Regions from separate parts of the Mus musculus genome. Here region 2 is linked to region 1. The links are chromatin contacts, found by Hi-C or POLR2A ChIA-PET in ENCODE. All regions are on one chromosome and are shown on one strand. The core of a region is the stretch at or near the end of the contact, and the rest is flanking DNA. Distances in the headings are between cores, read along the strand shown. Region 1 holds the start of Slmap (sarcolemma associated protein). Region 2 holds the start of Pde12 (phosphodiesterase 12).

Evidence for each region. A loop is a pair of places that touch in the nucleus more often than their neighbours do. ChIA-PET counts read pairs that join two places held with the same protein, here RNA polymerase II (POLR2A).
Region 2: a loop to region 1 is called in a map of heart, with 2.9 times the contacts of the local background. The contact joins the promoter of Pde12 here to the promoter of Slmap in region 1. A Hi-C loop is called at or near these places in 2 of 37 maps with a recorded cell type or tissue (both heart). POLR2A ChIA-PET finds 5 or more read pairs at or near these places in 3 of 5 experiments (Patski and embryonic stem cell).

Annotation. Positions count from the first base shown.
Region 1 is chr14:26,533,200-26,536,021 of GRCm38, forward strand. It overlaps Slmap (sarcolemma associated protein), which reads right to left and starts at 1,425. Exons shown (of 23, transcript NM_001310445.1): 1 at 129-1,425. The coding sequence starts at 326.
Region 2 is chr14:26,668,534-26,671,233 of GRCm38, forward strand. It overlaps Pde12 (phosphodiesterase 12), which reads right to left and starts at 1,313. Exons shown (of 3, transcript NM_178668.3): 1 at 1-1,313. The coding sequence starts at 1,019. It overlaps Mir7672 (microRNA 7672), which reads right to left and starts at 1,075; the gene lies at 1,014-1,075.

The sequences.
Region 1 (2,822 bases), core at 175-2,674:
GAAGAAACCCTGAGATCGTTGCATACATTACACCTCTCAGAGAAGGTGAAGGGAAAGGAAAGGAAAGGAAAGGAAAGGAAAGGAAAGGAAAGGAAAGGAAAGACTGTCAAACACTATAGCGACATTACCTTGCTCGTCTTGTGATCAAACCAGACGAGGGCATGGTTCCTTGACAGCACTTTGCAATCAAAGGTGGCATTATTCTGCGCTGGTCGACAGCGTGCCACCGAGCGGCCGATCTTGATGGGCTCGTCCAGGTAGACATGACGCTCCTGAAACGGGTGCGAGTTCGGGCGGCAAGTGAAGATGGCCAAGGCTGACGGCATCGAGGACAGGCTGGGGGGTGTCTGGACCAGGGACAATGAGGAGCTCCTCCAGGTTCGGAATGCTCTTCTCAAGCCTACACCCCCTAACCCCCCAAAATTTTTAAATTAAAACAAACTGCGCATTGTCTAAGCATAACCAGTGAACATCAACAACTCTTCAATTGGGCAGGAGGACAAGCCAGCGCAAGCCCCATCACCTCCTTTAAAATACAGAGGCACCTTGACCAAAAAAAGTCCCCAACTAGCAGCTTTCAGTCCATCTTCCCTAGGAAGAAAAGGCTCAAACATTGGGCAGCTTCGGCCAAGAAAACTCCTGGAAGACAGTTTGGGGACAGGAGGTATCCGAGCAGATGAGTCACACACCAGTTCTTGTGTTTTGTTTGAGATCCCGGCCGCTTGTCCCCTTCGGTAGCGGAAACGGTGCAGCACTGCAGCATGAAGAGGGTTGACTCGCGCAGCCAGGAAGGTCCTTCGGGGCTCAAGGAAGAGGCGCGGAGGACCTCCGGGCAGCCACCGCGGGGCCTCGGGGCTGAGAAGAGGTGCGGGGACGGACGAGGAGGACTAGAGGGCCAGCGGGCCGGGCTGCATTGCCCTGCTGCGCCGAGGCCGCCCGGGAGTGGCAGGGGTCCCCGGCCCAGCGTGAGCCGAGGCTGCGATCCCGGGCTGGAGGCGTGGGAGGGCTGCCGGGGCACGGGCGGCGTCTGGGTCGCGAGTCCCGGGCACCTGACGGGTGTCCCCGCGACCAGGGCGGGGACCCGGCTCTGCAGGCCGGTGCGGACAGAGCGAGGAGCTACCCCGGGGAGGCTCGGGCGACCGGGCGGGCGAGCGGGCCGACGGGCGGGCCGGCGGGAAGTTGGTTTCTCGGAGCTCTCGGGCTCTGCTGCTCAGCACATGGGCCACCTCCCCTCAGGAGCGTCCTCGCGAGGGTCGCATCGCAGGGACTGGCGGCTCCCGCAGGACGACGGGGTGGGGGAGGGAGGCTGGCCCGGAGGTGGAGGGAGAGGCCTGGAGGCCGGGGCTGGGTCCGCCGCAGCCTCCTCCACTCGCAGCCAGTGCGGCAAGCTCAGGCGGTGGCGGACGAGGCAGGAAACTTTCCGACCTAGGCGGGGAGACACCAAAACAAACGGCAGTCAGGGACCGGCGCCCGCTCGCCTCAGCCCTCGCCCCCTTCAGCCAGCCCCCGCCAGTCCCCGGCCGCTGCCTCCGACCTCGGGCGACCTCTCCTTGCTCAGGCTACGGGATTCCGGAGCCAGGACGGAACGTCGGCTCCTTCCTCCCTTGCCGCCACCGCCGCCACCACCTCCGCCGCCGCCTCAGCTTACCTTGCCAGCGTTGGCCGCCATAGTGACTCTGACTGAAACCTACCGGGTGCACCGCCACGGGAACGCGCACCCTTTTCAAGGGCCCTCCTCCGCCGGCTCCCGTGCCGTAGATAGGGGGTATCATGTGATTGACGCCGTGGAAGCCATGTTTGTCACTGGCAGGGAAGAAGGCAAGCTTATTTTTAACATGACCCCTGGCGCCATCTTTGTTAAGGGCCAGAAGCTTCAAAGCTCCAGACAACCTTAAGGGCCATTTTGGTTAAGGGCAAGAGAAACTTTGAGGGGTTGAATGTTTCAAAAGCACACACAGCGGCAACATATGAATAAGAAAGTACCTACAAGTACCTACGTGTACTAAGTGTGTTTACTACAGTTCTCACTGAAAATACTAACACGTGCGGAGAATAATTCCATGCAAAGGACATACTCATTAGCAGTCATCGTAGCTGTGGGCAACTGAGTCACTCACCACTGCTCTACAGATGACCAAATTCCACAAGTCCCTAGACTTAATGACACCTGAAGGACTTTCCTCCCTCTGCTAATTCACCGGGCTTTATGAATTCCATCCCAAATTCCTGTCCTTTTCACTGATGCGACTATGTTTCTCAGAACTCCTTCGTGGGTTCTAACGTGGAGAACAGAAAGTTGTGGGGGGTTTTTTGGAGTGGGGGAGGATTTTGTTGGGGTAATGGTAGGGTTAGTGACAGGGTTTCTCTGGCTGTCCAGGAGCCCTTTAAGTAGATCAAGCTGGCCTACAACTCAGAAATCTACCTGCCACTGCCTCCAGCGTGTTGGGATTAAAGGTGTGCGCCACCACACCCTACTTGAGACCAGAAAGTTTTAAAACACGTTTCCAAAGAGGGGTCAAGGTCGAAAGTTACTAATAGGAAAATACAGAGAATAACCCAACCAACAATCCTGAAGTCTGTGTTAAGCCTGGGAATTGCGAGGAGAAAGACCAGTATGTATGGAGTCATTGTTCCAAAGAAGAAAAAACCGTGGCTCGAGCTGAAAGAAAACCTTAGGAAAGACTGTAGAGAATCTTAATCTCTTCAAATCAGTGTTGACTTCATTCTTGAGATTCCTGTGACCACAGACTTCCCTGAGAAACGTTGGACATGGCTTTAAACTTCTTTAGGATACTTTTTCTCTTCTATAACATAATGACAAG
Region 2 (2,700 bases), core at 63-2,562, 140 kb after region 1:
CCTGTGAGCTCCTTCTGTATGAGATTCTGGCGGTAGTCAAGCTCCAGGGCGTAGGGGGCACAGTACGGGTACAAGACCGTCCGAGAGAACTCAGTCTGGGCGTACGTGTCTGCCAGGATGTTGTAGGAGACAGTGCGGATGAAAGAGTCCTCCGTCACCTTCTTGGTGTACAGATGTCGATGGTCAAAAGTGCAGGTGCCAGGCCCGGCCTCCACCGGGCACAGGCTTTCTAGCTCCCGGCTTGGCCCGAAGCGCTGCCCATTGCCCGGTGTACAGTGAAGCCGGAGCCGGAGCCCGATGTCTGCATTGCACGGGGTGTAGACGCGCTCGTCCACACCGGTCTCGATCCAAGCTGAAGGCTGCGAAGAGTGAGACGAGGACGCGGGGCCGCTGTCCCCAGGTTCTGCCGCCCCGGGTTTGACTTCCTTGTACCAGCGGAACACGGAGCTGGCGGGATCCCCAAATTCCACGCCGAGTTTGGGGCACACAGGGAAGCCAGCCATGATGTAGCGCGGCAACTGCAGCTCCGTGAAGGTGGGCGGGTTGCGCTCCACCTTGTACTTGACGTCGCCGATCTGCAGCACCGCTCCGTCCTGCCAGGCGTCCACATTGAGCACATCCTCGGCCACCGCCTCCTCCCGGTAGTACAGCTTCACCACCGGCTCGCAGGTCGCAACCGGCTCAGGCCCTGTAGCCTCACAGGCCGCGCCACCGCTCGAGTGGGCTCGGTTCTTCCTGCTCTTCTTGGCGGCCGCTACCTTTGCGTGTCCCTTGAGGGCGTTGGTAGCGATCCGGCTGAGGGCCCGGCCCAGAGGCTCGCTCTGGTCCCTCTGCATGTTTTTGTGGCTGCCGTCGGCCAACGCGAAAGACAGGCTGAGCTTGGGCTCCGAGGGCACACAGCGCACCACCGCGCGCTCCATGGCGCGCACCGCCTCGTGAGTCCCTGCCTCGGCCCGGCTGCGCCGCTCCACCACCGACCGGACCCCACGAAGCGCGCTGCGGCCCGGGAGCCTCCACATGAACCTGGCAGCCGACGAGATCAGAGATCCAGAGTCGCCCGCTGTCAAGTCCACCGGGAGGAGCGGCCGTGGCCGGGTACAAGACCCATTCAGACCGTGGACTTCCGGTCGGCGGCAAGCAGAAGCCGGGGTGTGAGCATCAAGCGCGCGGTGTTCCCGACTCGCACTTTCGCCAAGGCCACTTGCCAGCTCCTTCTTGTCTTGACCGCCGGTCTCGAGTTTCGAGCGCCTTGGTGTTTTTATTCAACATGGGTAAAAGGCGAAGAGTGAAGGAAATATAAGAGTGCCCGAGGGAGCTACCAGAACCCGAAGTTTTGTTGAAAGTGTAGGCTGAGGGCGGGAACAATAGGCTTACGGAACCGGAAGTGACTGGGCGGTGCCTCCGGGAAACACTAGGCTTTCTGTCATTTCCAGTTGCTCCGGTTATGGCTGTGTGTAGGCGCCGGCCTCCTCCCCAGGATTGCAACGTCCGCTCTGCACAGTTGGCGGACCTGTTCCCTGGTCTTTCGAGGTGTGGCGGGTCGAGTGAAGCTAAGCACGACAAGTGTGGAGCTTGTGGTAGCTAAGGAGCTCCGAGCCGCCCGCCGGCTTCTTCCACCAGCTTGTGAGCTCTGAGGATACAAAACACAAGATGCATAATGTACTTGAGCCTCGCGCTTTTGTTGTTGTTAGGTTTTGAGGTAGGTTTCCTATCCGCCTTGGAACCCAGGAAGACTGAGTCAAAGCTACACAGCATAGTAAATGATAGAAAAAGTACAGACATGTTTTCGAAAGCTGTTAGTGGTTTAAGTAGTAAAGAGCTTGGAAGACCTTGTCTTTGTAGGGTTGAAAGGTTTAGCAAATAAAATTATAGGACTCAGGTAAAACTTTAAGAACTCTTTAAACGAAGACGCTAAACCCCTCCCCATTTTACTTAATTTGAAGATTAAATTTCGCCGAGAGTTTTATTTCTTAATACGAATGATCTTGGTTTATTTGTAGACCAAAACGAAGTCCTATCTGACTGGAACAGGGAGCCCCGGGAGTACTAGTCTGTAAGAAAGACCCTTCAACTCTACTGAACTCAGATTGTCAGGCCTGGCAGCAACTTTACCCATTGAGCCATTTCGCCAGCCCAGACCTTTTGTTTGCACGGTCTTTTATTTTTCAAGAAGTATTCTGACAATGTCAAATCTCGTGGAAAGCTTGTTTTTAATCCACAAGCTTGAAAGTAATAAGCAAATGCCTTTTTGTTGTTTTTGGTTTTCGAAGCAGGATTTACTTTGTGTATTCCTGAGATCTGCCTGTCTCTGCCTCCTGAGTGCTGGGATTAAAGGCATACACCACCATGCCCAGCTGTAAATGCCACTACTGAAGCTATACTTTTATTAAATTGACTTATAGCCCCATTTGTAATTATATAATTGAAACTTGAGAGATTAAGCAATAGTATGATTTTGATAATACATATTGGAGGGAAAGGACTAGGAACACTTTTATTTTTAATATCAAGAAACACAAACTGGCTGGAGAGATGGCTCAGTGATTAAAAGCACTTGACTGCTCTCCTGAGTTCAATTCTCAGCAACCACAGGGTGGCTCACAACCATTTGTAGTGAGTTCTGATGCCCTCTTTTGGTATATCTGAAGTCAGCAACAGTGTACTCATACAGATAAAATAAAATTTTTTAAAAAAGAAGAA